Linked DNA regions of Homo sapiens: region 2 is linked to region 1. Evidence: read pairs that join two places in POLR2A ChIA-PET (ENCODE). Cell type or tissue: CD4-positive, alpha-beta T cell. All regions are shown on one strand. Links, peaks and the distances in the headings refer to the core of each region. The heading gives the core; the rest is flanking DNA.

Region 1 (7,129 bases), core at 1,243-6,242:
CAGAGACGCTCCTCACCTCCCAGACGGGGTCGTGGCCGGGCCGAGGCGCTCCTCACATCCCAGACAGGGCGGCGGGGAAGAGGCGCTCCCCCCATCTCAGACAATGGGCGGCCGGGCAGAGACGCTCCTCACTTCCTAGATGGGATGGCGGCCGGGAAGAGGCACTCCTCACTTCCTAGGTGGGAAGGCGGCCGGGCAGAGACGCTCCTCACTTTCCAGACTGGGCAGCCAGGCGGAGAGGCTCCTCACATCCCAGACGATGGGCGGCCAGGCAGAGACGCTCCTCACTTCCCAGACGGGGTGGCGGCCGGGCAGAGGCTGGAATCTCGGCACTTTGGGGGGCCAAGGCAGGCGGCTGGGAGGTGGAGGTTGTAGCGAGCCGAGATCACGCCACTGCACTCCAGCCTGGGCACCATTGAGCACTGAGTTAACGAGACTCCATCTGCAATCCCGGCACCTCGGGAGGCCGAGGCTGACGGATCACTCGCGGTTAGGAGCTGGAGACCAGCCCGGCCAACACAGCGAAACCCCGTCTCCACCAAAAAAATACGAAAACCAGTCAGGCGTGGCGGCGCGCGCCTGCAATCGCAGGCACTGGGCAGGCTGAGGCAGGAGAATCAGGCAGGGAGGTTGCAGTGAGCCGAGATGGCAGCAGCACAGTCCAGCTTCGGCTCGACATGAGAGGGAGACCGTGGAAAGAGAGGGAGACCGAGAGGGAGAGGGAGACTGAGAGGGAGAGGGAGACCGAGAGGGAGAGGGAGACCGAGAGGGAGAGGGAGAGGGAGACCGAGAGGGAGAGGGAGAGGGAGACCGAGAGGGAGAGGGAGAGGGAGAGGGAGAGGGAGAGGGAGAGGGAGAGGAAACCTCTTTCTTTAGCACTATTCATGTTCTCTTCTCCTGGACGTCAGTACCTTAAATAGAGTCATCCTCCCTCATGGACTCCACACTTCTCTCTCTCTCTCTCTCTCTCTGTCTCTCTCTCTCTGAGATAGGGTCTCACTCTGTCACCCAGGCTGGAATGCAGTGGCAAGATCATGGGTCACTGAAACCTCCACCTCCCAGGGCTCAAGTGATCTTCTCACCTCAGCCTCCTGAGTAGCTGGGACTACAGGCATGTGCCACAGTGCCTGGTTAATTTTTGTATTTTTTGCAGAGATGGGGTTTCACTATGTTGCCCAGGTTGATCTCAAATTCCTGGGCTCAAGCAATCTTCCTACCTCGGCCTCCCAAAGTACTGGGATTATAGGCATGAGCCACTGTGCCTAGCCATATATCCTTCTCTCTCTTATCCTACTCCAGTCTGGCTTTGGTCCGCACTTGTTCACTGACATTCCTCTCTGTGACATGATGAGTTCTCTGTGGGCACACTGAGTTTGAGGTGTCAAAGCACATAAAAATGGAAAGGTCTACTAGGCAGTTGTTTATGTGGTCCAACTCTCTTTTGGTTCATATTTGCTTGGTGTATCTTTTTCCATCCCTCTATTTTCAACCTTTCTTTGTGGTTTTATTCTAAGCGTGTTTCCTGTCACAGGTCTGTAGTTGAATTAACAACAACAACAACAAATCCAATCTGATAACCTCTGTTTTCAACAGGCATGTAATCATTTATATTTATTTTGATTACTTATGTATTGGAACTTATTTCTACCATCTTATGTTTGCTGTTTACTACCCCGTTCCCCCTCATCTTTTCCCATTATATGTTAGATGGATAAAGTTTTTGAAATTGCCCCATTACACATTTTATTTTTTCCTTTGCTGGTTCTGAAGTTATAGATGGTATTTCTCCTCATTTAGTGGTTTCCATTAATTTTTAAAGTTCCTGAATCTCATGCTTCCAGTATCAACATGCCTAACCAGCAGGGCCTCCATTAATTTTTAAATATATGTTCTAAATTATAAATTTAAGAGCCAGGCACAGTGGCTCACACCTGTAATCCCAGTGACTTTGAAGGCTGAGTTGGGAGGATCGTTTGAGGCCAGGAGTTTAAGATCAAACTGGGTAACATAGAGAGATCCCATCTATACAAAATTTTTTTTTCAATGAGCCAGGTGTGGTGGCACATGCCTGTAGTCCTAACTACTTGGGAGGTTGAGGTGGGAGGATCCCTTGAGCCCAGGAATTTGAGGCTATAGTGAGCTAGGATTGCAGCACTGCACTCCAGCCTGGATAACAGAGTGAAACAAATAAAAAATAAATACTTATGTTTCTATAAATTTACATACATAGATAAATATTAAAAATATATTAAGCCAGCTATAGTGGCACACACCTGTAGTCCCAGCTACTTGGGAGGCTAAGCTGGCAGGATTTCTTGAGCCCAGGATTTCGAGGCCAGCCTAGGCAACATAATGAGACCCCATTTCTTTAAAAAAAAAAATATATATATATATATATAAATATATATACACACATAAACACACAAACCAATATCCAAAAAATATATCTTTAAAAATGTATTGTCTCAGCCGGACATGGTGGCTCATGCCTGTAATCCCAGCACTTTGGGAGGCCGAGGCAGGTGGATCACAAGGTCAGGAGATCGAGACCACCCTGGCTAACACGGTGAAACCCCGTCTCTACTAAATATAAAAAAAATTAGCCAAGCATGGTGGTGGGCGCCTGTAGTCCCAGCTACTTAGGAGGCTGAGGCAGGAGAATGGCGTGAACCTGGGAGGCGGAGCTTGCAGTGAGCCGAGATCGTGCCACTGCACTCCAGCCTGGGCGACAGAGCGAGACTCCGTCTCAAAAAAAAAAAAAATGTATTGTCTCCAGTTCATCAGTATATGTATTATCTACCTACTCTTAAAAGAATAAAGGCCAGGCGCAGTGGCTCACGCCTGTAATCCCAGCACTTTGGGAGGCCGAGGCAGGTGGATCACGAGGTCAGGAGATTAAGACCATCCTGGCTAGCATGGTGAAACCCCGTCTCTACTAAAAATACAAAAAAATTAGCCAGGCATGGTGACAGATGCCTGTAGTCCCAGCTACTTGGGAGGCTGAGGCAGGAGAATGGCATGAACCTGGGAGGTGGAGCTTGCAGTAAGCCAAGATTTCGCCACTGCACTCCAGCCTCAGTGACAGAGCAAGAGTCCGTTTCAAAAAAAAAAAAAAAGAATAAAGACACAGTGAATCAAGTTCTTTAAAAGCAGAGCCAAGAAGAGTCCTGTGATAGGCAGCTTCTGACATGGCCCCAATGATTTCTGCCTTCTGATATTTACACCCATGTGGAAATCCCTGCACTTGAGTGTGGGCTGAACCTAGTGACCAGCTTCTAATGAACAGAATATGGCAAAAGTGATAGGATGTAGGATGTCACTTCTATGATTAGGCTCCAAAAGATTGTGACTTCTGATGTGCTAGTTCTCTCTCTCTGTCACTATCTCTTGCCCTCTTCTTTGCTCCCTCTGATGAAGCCAGCTGCCACAGTGTGAGCTGCCCTATGGAGAGGCCTCTATAGCAAGAAAGTGAGGCCTTCAGTCCAGCAACCCTCAAGCAACTGAAACCTGCCAACAACCACATGAGTCAGCTTGGAAGTGGATCCATTACCCATCAGGCTTTCAGATGAGACCACAGCCCCGGCTGCCACCTTGATTCCAACTTCATGAGAGATCCAGAGACAGAGAACCTAGCTAATCTGTGACTAGATTCCTGACTCACAGAAACTATGAGATAATAAATGTCTGTTGTTTTAAGCTGCTAAATTCTAGGTAATTTGTTACACATCAATACATGGCTAATACAAAGATTTTTTTTTTCTGTGACAACTTTTTTTATCATATGGAGAGGCAAAGGTGGCACAGACTCTACAATCAGCCAAACGTGGCTGTCTCTTGCCTTGGGCAGGTTATGTAATCCCTGAGCTCAGTCTTCTCACTTGTAAATCTTTTTTGTTTTCTTCCCCTTCCTCCCTCCCTCCCTCCTTCCTTCTTTTTTTTTTTCTTTTTTTTTCTTGACAGAGTCTTGCTCTGTTGCCCAGGCTGGAGTGCAGTGGCATGATCTCGGTTCACTGTAACCTCCACTTCCCAGGCTCAAGCGATTCTCATGTCTCAGCCTCCCAAGTAACTGGGACTATAGGCATGTGCCACCACGCCTGGCTAATTTTTGTATTTTTAGTAGAGATGAGGTTTTGCCATATTGGCCAGGCTGATCTCGAACTCCTGGCCTCAAGTGATCCACCCACCTCGGCCTCCCGAAGTGCTGGGATTATAGGCCTCACTTGTAAATCTAAGCTAACAATGCCTGCCTTGCATATGAGCTTTTCAGATTGTTAATAAGGTTTAAGAGGGCATGGCACACAGTAGGTCATCATCTTTATGACCTCCATTCTTGTAAATCTGATGCTCATTCCAATTTCAGTGTTCTGGGTTCTTCAAAAAGTCCCCACCACTAAAACTTTGCTTTATCATGAAGATTTCACTCAGTCCATTGTGTGATAGTATTCATAAAGCACCTGAAAGTACTACCTCTCAAATGAGTATCTCCCGTTCTCAAAATCAATGCCACACATAGACTCTAATTCAACCATGGTACAGGGGATGGTGAATTAGGCCTGGAGCCTCTAAGCAATGGCCTGCCATCCAACATCAAATCATGCTGAAAATCCTTTTTTTTTATACTAAGACAAAAACACAATCAAAGAATCATTGCAGTTTCTATGTGAATGAACCTCATATGAAATCCTCTGAACAGCAGTGGCTCATATCTGAGAGGGAAGGAGGATGTGAGAACATCTACATTACTAGATCTTCATGAATGGGCTGCTGAAGTCTGGCTTTTCCCTGTACTAAATCTCTCTGTAATTTTGTGCCTGCTCATGGAAACTGCATTCACAAATAGTATATTATGCATATACACAGACTTACACAGACAACCTTTGCAGATAAAAAGCAAATCCCTGCCAATGATAAACAAAATGAACATAAAACCTATTACAGTCTTAGATTATCTTCTAAACCTTACATTCTCTTATGCTTAATTCTTTTCATTTTTAATTTTAATTTTTAATTTTTTTATTTTCCTGTTCTCCTCAGCTGCTCATAATTTGTATTTTTAGAGACAGGGTCTTGTGCTATCACCCAGGAGTGTAGTGACCTGATCATGGCTCATTGCAGCCTCGACCTCCTGGGCTCAGTGATCCTCCTACCTCAGCTTCCTGAGTAACTGGGATTAACATGCCCGGCTAATTTTTGTATTTTTAGTGGAGATGGGGTTTTGCCATGTTGGCCAGGCTGGTCTCGAACTCCTGGCCTCAAGTGATCTGCCAGCCTCGGCCTCCTAAAGTGCTGGGATTACAAGTGTGAGCCACCGTGCCAGGCCTATGTTTATTATGTATATATTTTTACATTTAATATGCATACCTTTTCTTATATTCTTGTATTTCATACACATAATGGTCAGCAGCCTGTATATACTACCCTGGATCTTTTTTTTTTTTTTTTTTGAGATGGAGTTTCACCCTTGTTGCCCAGGCTGGAGTGCAATGGCACGGTCTCAGCTCACTGCAACCTCCACCTCCTGGGTTCAAGCGATTCTCTGGCTGGCATTACAAGTGTGAGCCACCACATCCAGCCTTACCCTAGGTATTTTAGAACAATTACAGACAGTAAATACCTATCAATCTATACCTATATCTACATATCTTAAGAATTTTATTAAAAATGATCAAAAGGGAATTCTCTCCTTTTTCCTTCTAATTCAGATCTCGAGTTGCACTGTTGAAGCAATGTGCCAAAATTGCTTTTATTTTCCTAAATTAAAAGATGTGATATTATCTATTCTTATCAGCAAAGGGTAAAAAAACAATTTATTACAGAAGAAAAAGCGAGATAAAAACATAGGATGGTAGGCTGGGCGTGGTGGCTCATGCCTGCAATCCCAGCACTTTGGGAGTCAGAGGCAGGCGGATCACCTGAGGTCAGGAGTTCGAGACCAGCCTGGCCAACATGGTGAAACCCCGTCTCTATTAAAAATACAAAAATTAGCCGGGCATGATGGCAGGTGCCTGTAATCCCAGCTACTCGGGAGGCTGAGGCAGGAGAAACACTTGAACCCGGGAGGCGGAGGTTGCAGTGAGCTGAGATCATGTCACTGCACTCCAGCCTGGGTGACAGAGCAAGACTCCATCTAAAAACAAAACAAAACAAAACAAAAACAAACAACCAAAAAAATAGAATAGTCCTTTTCCTTTCAGGATTGCAAAGAGAACATAAAGAATTAAGCGGCATACTTTCCTAAAATCCTGAAACAGAAACCTTTCATCAAAGTTCTAATTCTACTCCCTCTAGACGGTCATCCTCCCAGCTCACCCAGCTGGCTGCCCAGTCAGTGACTAAGAGCAGAGCTGTTTTGGCTCAGGCTGAAGTTAATCTGTGCCTTGGGCAGAGACAAACTGTTGGTGCCTGTAAGAGTAAAATCCTAAATGATTAGAGCAGAAAACTCTTCTGAATTAAGGGTCTGCAAGACAAACAGGTTGCCATAGACATTTATAAGGAAACAGCCATTAGCACACCCATATGATACACTTTGCTCTTTTTTTTTTTTTTTGAGACATAGCCTTGTTCTGTCACCCAGGCTGGAGTGCAGTGGCACGATCTCGGCTCACTGCAGCCTCTGCCTCCCAGGTTCAAGTGATTTTCCTGCCTCAGTCCCCCAAGTAGCTGGGACTATAGGTGTGCACCACCAAGCCCGGCTAATTTTTGTATTTTTAGTAGAGACAGGGTTTCACCATGTTGGGCAGGCTGGTCTCGAACTCCTGGCCTCAGATGATCTGCCCCCCTCCTTGGCTTCCCAAAGTGCTGGGATTACAGGTGCGAGCCACTGTGCCCAGCCTCACTTTGCTCTATCTTTTGGCCTGGTTTCCCCAGGCACTGTGGAGGGAACACAAATATGAGTCACTGTTCCTGTCCTCCAACTGCTTCCTGCCTCTTCAGGGAGCTCAGCCCTGTACTGTCCAAAGAGAGGACTACCAGACTGGGCAATATAGCGAGACACCACCTTTACAAAAAATTTTTTAGAAATTAGCTGGGCATGGTGGCACACACCTGTAGTCACGGCTACTTGGGAAGCTGAGGTGAGAGGATCACTTGAGCCCAGGAGTCTGAGACTACAGTAGGCTATCACAACACT
Region 2 (7,129 bases), core at 1,461-6,460, 250 kb after region 1:
AGGGCAAAACTCCATTTCAAAACAAACAAACAAAAAACATGAGAATCATTTCCTATGTAACAAGGCCTTTGCAAAGCTCGCCCCACTTTTTGGCAGTTCATCTTTTTTTTTGGCGGGGCGGGGTGGGTGGGTGAGGAGTCTTGCTCTGTCGCCCAGGCTGGAGTGCAGTGGTGTGATCTTGGCTCACTGCAACCTCTGCCTCCCGGGTTCAAGCAATTCTCCTGCCTCAGCCTCCCTAGTAGCTGGGATTACAGGCACCTGCCACCGCGCCTGGATAATTTTTGTATTTTTAGTAGAGACGGGGTTTCACCATCTTGGCCAGGCTGGTCTCTAACTCCTGACCTTGTGATCCACCTGCCTCTCGGCCTCCCAAAGTGCTGGGATTACAGACGTGAGCAACCACGCCCAGCCAGCAGTTCATCTTTTAAGTCACAGCTGGGTGTCACTCCACAGGCAAAACTTCTTCAAACACTGAACAAGGTTGTCCCAGGAACTCCTACTGATGTTCATTCACCAAACCCTGTGCACTCCTGGTCTCCAAACTCGAATTCAGGGGAAAAAAATTCCGGGCAGGGGAGAGAGGGGTGCTGAAATTGTGGCTAAGAGATGAAGGCCTGTGATTAAGTCTGTGGCTATCTGTTATTTCCATCTTCCATCAGCAATGAGGACAAGCTGCTCCTCTGCATTGCTAACCCATCTACCCCCACGGCCTGAGGCAGTGTTCACACCTACACTGTTCACAGAGTTAACAAAGGTAAGAGCAGGTCTCTTGTTAACCTGGAGTTAACAGGTGGGTGAGAATATTCTCTTCAATGTAAACAAAGGGCAAAGGTGCATAATTCATCTCCATCCCTTTACTTATGCAAGACCTTTTTAGAGAAACAATTGGGCAACACTTCAAAGTAGAAGGCCTTCAGGGAGATGTTGAAATTAGCAGATAAACCCAACTTCCAATTTACAAGAGATGTAGAAGACAGAATACTTGTTAAATTTTTGAGAATATTTGCCTTAGGGAGGCAGTCAGCAAAATCCAGACTACCCAAAGTCTACAAAACAAATGACCTGTTTTCTCCAACAAATTAATTGCAAAGACCAAAAAACCCCTAGAGATTAACAGATTTAGAAGATACCAAACAAGGCCAGCCTGGTGGCTCACGCCTGTAATCCCAGCACTTTGGGAGGCTGAGGTGGGCGGATCACGAGGTCAGGAGTTCGAGACCATCCTGGCTAACATGGTGAAACCCCTTCTCTACTAAAAATACAAAAAAATTAGCTGGGCGTGGTGGCACGTGCCTGTAATCCCAGCTACATTTATTCAAGATAATTCAGGGGAATTTACTTCCATACAATATTACTTCGTGTGGGATTTACTTAAAAATAATAAGAGGATAAGGACGTAGGTAGACATATAGATTGGCAGTGAGTGAACAATCACTGATGTTGTTTAAAGCGGCCATGAGTTGCTAATTGCTGACTCTGGGGGATGGGTACATGGATATTTTACTATTTGATTATTCTCTCTGATTTTGCATGTATTCGGAATTCTCCATAATATGAAGCTAAATCACATGTGAGAGATCCCTGCTACTTTATAAGCATTGGCAATCTCACTCCTACAGCCCACACAGGCCGGCTACCCGGCTGTTAGGGCTAGAAAAGTGTAAGATGCCGCTACGCATAGCTGGAGTGGCGCTCCAGGCAGGTTGAGATTTGGAGACACTCCTGAAGCAAACCATCTGTGTGAACACACACACATACATGTGGAGTCTCACCCACCGACCCCAGTGCAGCCCCATCCCTGGTTCGTACCCCTCTTCTGTGCGAAGAGCAGCAGCAGGCAGGTGAGACCTTTGAGCACTTCCGCCATGACCACAGCAGTGGTGGCAAAGAAGCGGTCCCCTGGCAACGTGCGGGCGTAGCGGATGCTGAGGATGAGGGAGGCATTCTGGACCACCAGCACAGCTAGGGATATGTACTTCAGGCGCCTGTGAGCTGTGGGGAACGGAAGGGGCAAGGGGGAAGGACGGGGTCAGAAGCCGCTGGGGCATAGCCACACCACCACCCACCCCCTTTCTTTCTCACCCAGGACCCTCCTAGCCATGGCTACTTGCTCCCTCAGCCTGCCTGCCCTCACCCAATAAGGGTCTGACTCCTACCGGCTTACTGCCTCAGCCATGAGCAGGAAGAGCCAGAAGGGAGAAATGGGCCCCACCCTGTCCCAGTCCATACCTGGAATCCTTACTGAGGTGTCAGGTAATGGCTGAGGCAAACCCTGGCCACGCGCCTCGGCTTCCTCCCAAGTGAGAAGCAACTCTTCCCCAGAAAGAATACCGACAACTACATTCTCCACGTTTATTGAGTGTTTACTGTATGCCTATCACTGGGTTAAGGGATTTCTATGGATTACCTCAATAGACTCATATCACTGTCATCTCCAAAAGAACTGCGAGGATTCCCATTTATGGATTAGCAAACTGAGAATTTATATGAAATGATGCTCCTGTTTAATGAGGGACTGTCTCATGTAAAGAATAACACATCAATGCAGGGAATGAGGCCACTGTATGAGGTATGTTCACCCCCTAAGAACGGTCTTTCTCCTATCTAAGAAATGATTCGATTCCCTCACACTGAGAATGGCCTACATCCCATATGGAATGATCCTCCTCATACCCAGAATGGTCTCTCCAACCCCTCACTCCTGTGACAACTGGTTCCTCTCGAACCAGAATAGTCTACTAAATACAAGAAATGATTCCCACATGCTCCCAGGGACTGAATCCTGTATCAGGAATGGTTATCCCACCAAGAAAGGTCTGGCTCCCTCAACCAGATGAGGAAATACTTCCCTGCACTCCACATGGTCTGCCCTCCCACCACCGCACACGGACCCTCTAGCTAATGAATTTTTCCTTGCTCTACCCACACTCACAATGAGCTCTCTCTGCTATAAGGAAGGACCCGGCACTCTCAGAACGTTCTTTCTCCACCATATAACGATGAGCCCTCCCACCCGAATGTACAATGAACTCTACCTCCATTAGGAGGGAGCCCCCAGAACGGTCTCCTCCGCACATAATGAAAGACACCCCCATCCTCAAAATGGACCCTCTCTAGTCACATAAAGAAGGACTCGCCCCACCCTAACTCACAATAGTCTCTGTCCCTTTATAAGGAAGGAACCACCACCCTCAGAATAGTCTCCCCCTTCTTCAGTGAGGAACTCCCACACCCGCAGAATGGTCTCTTCCACACGGAAGGACTCCACATATTCAGAATGGTTTCGGTGGCCTTAGCCTTCCCAAAAAGAATTACCCACCACACTCACAATGGTCTCTACTCTCCATATGCGGAAGGATCCCACAATCACTCTCAGAATGTTCTCTTCCCCGCCCCCAACACACTGACAATGTGCACACACACACACACACACACGTCGGTCCACACGGGATGCTCCCTCTCACTTTAGTGAGGAACATTCCCGACTCCCAGCGATCCCGACCTCCGCCTCCCATGCGACTGCTCGGGCAGACTGTCTCACCCGCACTGGCGGTCCCCGGCTCCAATGCACCCGCGGAAACCGCCCCTGGCCCGGGCGCCGCGGTGGAACCACCAGCCCCAACCGCTGCCATGTTGGCATCTGCCCGGCCCGTCCCCTCGGCAACAGAAAAACCACTTCCGCGTTCGTCACTTCCGCTGCCGGGCCACCTGAGTGAAGGTGGAGCGAGAGCCGGGATCGTCAGGGTGGTGGCTTTTCTCCTCCGCTCCTAAAAGCTCAATGTATGAATAGCCCCGGGATTTCCAAATTCCGTCGGATCGGGAGGCCGGGGACACGGCCCGATCGGCCTACCCACCATCCCTACAGAGCTTCATCGGCCCATTCCTGTCACTAGACCCGCCTTATCCTGCCGTTCGTCCGCTTCACTGATCGCGCTTTCCAGATCATCCCCCGATCTTGTCTCCTAGACTCATTGGTTCAGCCACCCCTTTCATCTCGGCTCTTTATTGGCAGCTTCTCCATAAGGCGCCGCCCTTTCCGTATCAGAAACTACCAGGTGCTTCATGGTTGGACTGAAATTCCGCTTTCCCGTCTTCCAGAGAGGCCTCGCCCCCTGGAGAGCACACGGGAATCTGGGGACGAAGAAACTTTGACCTGGCGGGGTCGGGGTGAGGGCGTACTGGCATCAGGTGCGAGTCAGGAATGTTAAGCTAGCAGATAAAAGCAGAGCAGGTGAGGATAAACAAGTGAAAATGCAAAGGAAAGTTGACGCACATAAGGGAAGACAAGTGAGTCACCACTGAGGATGGCAAAGGGGACAGGCGAAAGGCTCACAGGTTAGCTAGCATTTGGAAGCAGGGCAAGAGTCCGGGCCAGAGGCGGTGGCTCACGCCTGTAATCCCAGCACTTTGGGAGGCTGAGCCGGGCGATCACCTGAGCTCAGGAGTTCCAGCCTGGGCAAAACGACAAAACCCCGTCTCAAATAAAAAAAAAAAATTACCCGGGCTTAGTGGTATGCACCTGTACCCAGCTACTCTGGAGGCTGAGGCAGGAGAACCGCTGGAACCCGGAAGGCGGAGTTTATACTGAACCGAGACAAATAAGCAGGGCAAGAGAGGGAACAACTCAGGTCGGAACAAGTGAAACCAACATGGAATAGGGTAGGCCAGGTAAGTCAAGTGTTGAAGGAGAAATTAGAGGGATGGGTATGTAAGGGTAAAGATGGGGGAAGAGGCTAAAGATAAAGAGCAAAACAGGTGACTACACCCTGGACAGATTCCAGTCAGCGCCCAACCCCAGCCCCGCCCTGGCCAGTACCCTGACAGGGCTTTTCTTCTGCAACAGGGGAAAGGGCTTCTTCATTCCCCTGGGGTGCCAGGGAAGGTAGTTTTTCTGCTTCTGAGATAGCCATCTTGATTGGGGATGTGCCCTAAACACCTTCAATATGCACAGTATCTCCAACAGAGAACCCTTCTGCACATACTGGGCACTGCATAAGATCAGGGGCAGGGGAATCAAGATTTTTTTGTGTGTGTGTGGTGCAGCTTCAAGAATCCTTAAAGCTCTTTAGGATGGCAACATAAGACTGTGGCTTCCTGAGGACAAAGCAGAGGGACAGTCTGTCTCAGTGCACAGTAGATGCTCCATAAAAGCCTCACACCTACAAATGGCCAGCCGCTTCTGATTCTATTACTTTTATTAAATAGTGGGTTTCCACACATGGCTTTTTAAATAATCCAGGCAGGAGAAGAGAGGAGGGCACACTTGGAACTCCCCTCCCCACAATACGTGATTATTTACATTTTAGTAATTGGACAATCCCGGCTCAGGAGGAGGTTGCAAGAATCTGCAAAAGTTGGAGGGAGCGCCCCAGGAGAACAAACAGCAAGCCTTATTTCCCCTAGCCCATCCCCCAAAAAACCATCCATCCCATCCTAGTGTCTGGTGGTGTCCGGTGGTGTCCATCTTCCATTCCTTCCCAAATTATGGAAGTAAGGTTCTTCTCACCAGAATAAGAGCACTTGGGATAACAGAGTAGGGTCCCCTCACCCAAAAAAAAAAAAAAAAAAAAGAAGCCTTGGGGTAACAACAGGGCATTACCTCCCCCAGAATAAAGAATCCTGGGCTGAGGCAGGTAAGCAGCTTGACCCAATATGGGACCCTAGGCTAGGGGAAAGGGTCCCTTTACTAAAATAAAAGCTACTGGGGTATTGGAAGGAAAGCACCCTTGCCCAAGTAAGAGCATATGAACTAAGTTTGTGTGGTGGTAGTAGGAGGTGCCAATGTGGGGTGACACATCATCAGAATAAGAGTCCCGGGGCTCAGAATGGGAACAACTTCACCAAAATAAACTTCCTTAGCAAAATGAGAAGCAAGAAGTTCCCCCTCCAGAATCAGGGACCACAGGTTCTGGGAGGAAGGCTCCTTTGTAGGATTGGGAAGGGAACTGGGCAGACTTGGTTTATGTCTTCTAACCCCTGATCCTCAATCCCTTACCTTAGTAATACTGGACTTTAATGACTGGTAATGACCTGTAAAACCAAGTCAACAAATGTCCATCTATCCCTGTGACATGGCCATGGGATGGCTCTTCTGACCATTGGGGGCCAGGCCAGGCCAGGCCAGGCTTAGGGTAGCAAGGACCAGGCCAAAGGGGCAGGGCCTCCTTTGGAGGGGTTGAGGGGTACATCCTCGGCTGGTGTTTGCATCCAGGGGTCCAGCAGGATCTCTTCCAGTGAGGGTCGGGAAGAAGGTTTGGGGGCCAGGCACCGGCGGATTAGGGCACAGCAGTCTGTAGGCCAAGAAGCAGAGAGGGAAGATTAGCAGTCAGTAGGGGGTACTGGTCCCTGAGAAGGATGGAGTCTTCTGGGCTGGGGTCAGTGAGGCCTCACCTGGGGAGACATGGGCTGGGAAGTGGAGCTCAGCTTCCAGAATCTCCTGGTCCCTCTCAAAGGGAATGTCCCCACACACCATGTCATAGAGGAGGATGCCCAGTGACCAGACAGTGGCCGGGAGTGCATGGTACTGGTGTCGAGAGATCCACTCTGGGGGGCTGTACACCCTTGTCCCTGCACACAAGCCAGGGGTTAGACCAACTCAATCTCATGATGCCCTTCTCCAACCCCAAACTCTCCAGGAAGGATGGCCTCACCACAATTAAGAGCACTCAAGATAAAAGCAGAGTCCCCTCACTAGATAAAAAGCAGCTAAAATAACAGAGTCCCCTCAACAGAATAAAAGCACTGAAAAGTAACAGGATCCCCTTACCAGAGAAAGAATACTCAGGATGGTAACAGGATCCCCTCACCAGAATAGGAGCCCAGAATAAGGTTAGCACACCATTAAAAGATGGACTTTATCAGAGGGCAAGGCTGAGAATCCCCAGTATTAGCAATCGATCATCTTATATAATGCAGTATGGGTCAAGGATTACAGGACACCCCACCACTGGAGGCCAAAGGTCACAAGGCCATCAAGTAAAAACAATCCCTCCAGGGAGATTTAGAGAAGCCTTACCATCAAAGTCAGTGTAGGGTTCATCATGAAGCAGGGCACCAGAACCAAAATCAATGAGTTTGGCACAGCCACGGCGTAGGTCTATCAGGATGTTCTCATCCTTGATGTCACGAT

What was found. Peaks named below come from ENCODE experiments on the same cell type or tissue, not always from the same donor. Only the 100,000 strongest peaks of a DNase experiment are listed, where the experiment ranks them.
Region 2: POLR2A ChIA-PET joins it to region 1 with 6 read pairs; 8 of 35 experiments call an interaction of 5 or more read pairs at or near these places.

What each region holds. Positions count from the first base shown.
Region 1 is chrX:48,659,864-48,666,992 of GRCh38, forward strand. It overlaps LOC124905186 (a long non-coding RNA gene), which reads left to right. Exons shown (of 2, transcript XR_007068228.1): 2 at 3,418-3,705. Among named protein-coding and RNA genes, the nearest start is that of WAS, 20 kb to the right of the region's middle. In CD4-positive, alpha-beta T cell, for the core only: no CTCF peak of the experiment used is centred there; no DNase peak of the experiment used is centred there.
Region 2 is chrX:48,908,005-48,915,133 of GRCh38, forward strand. SLC35A2 (solute carrier family 35 member A2) reads right to left here and starts at 3,642. Exons shown (of 5, transcript NM_005660.3): 1 at 3,542-3,642; 2 at 1,810-1,992. The coding sequence starts at 3,632. It overlaps PIM2 (Pim-2 proto-oncogene, serine/threonine kinase), which reads right to left. Exons shown (of 6, transcript NM_006875.4): 4 at 7,016-7,129; 5 at 6,391-6,567; 6 at 5,178-6,290. The coding sequence ends at 6,127. RefSeq lists a silencer at 2,836-2,885 and enhancers at 3,246-3,295, 4,536-4,585, 6,276-6,325. In CD4-positive, alpha-beta T cell, for the core only: no CTCF peak of the experiment used is centred there; DNase peaks (open chromatin) are centred at 3,677 and 3,957; H3K4me3 peaks cover 2,580 bases; H3K27ac peaks cover 1,919 bases.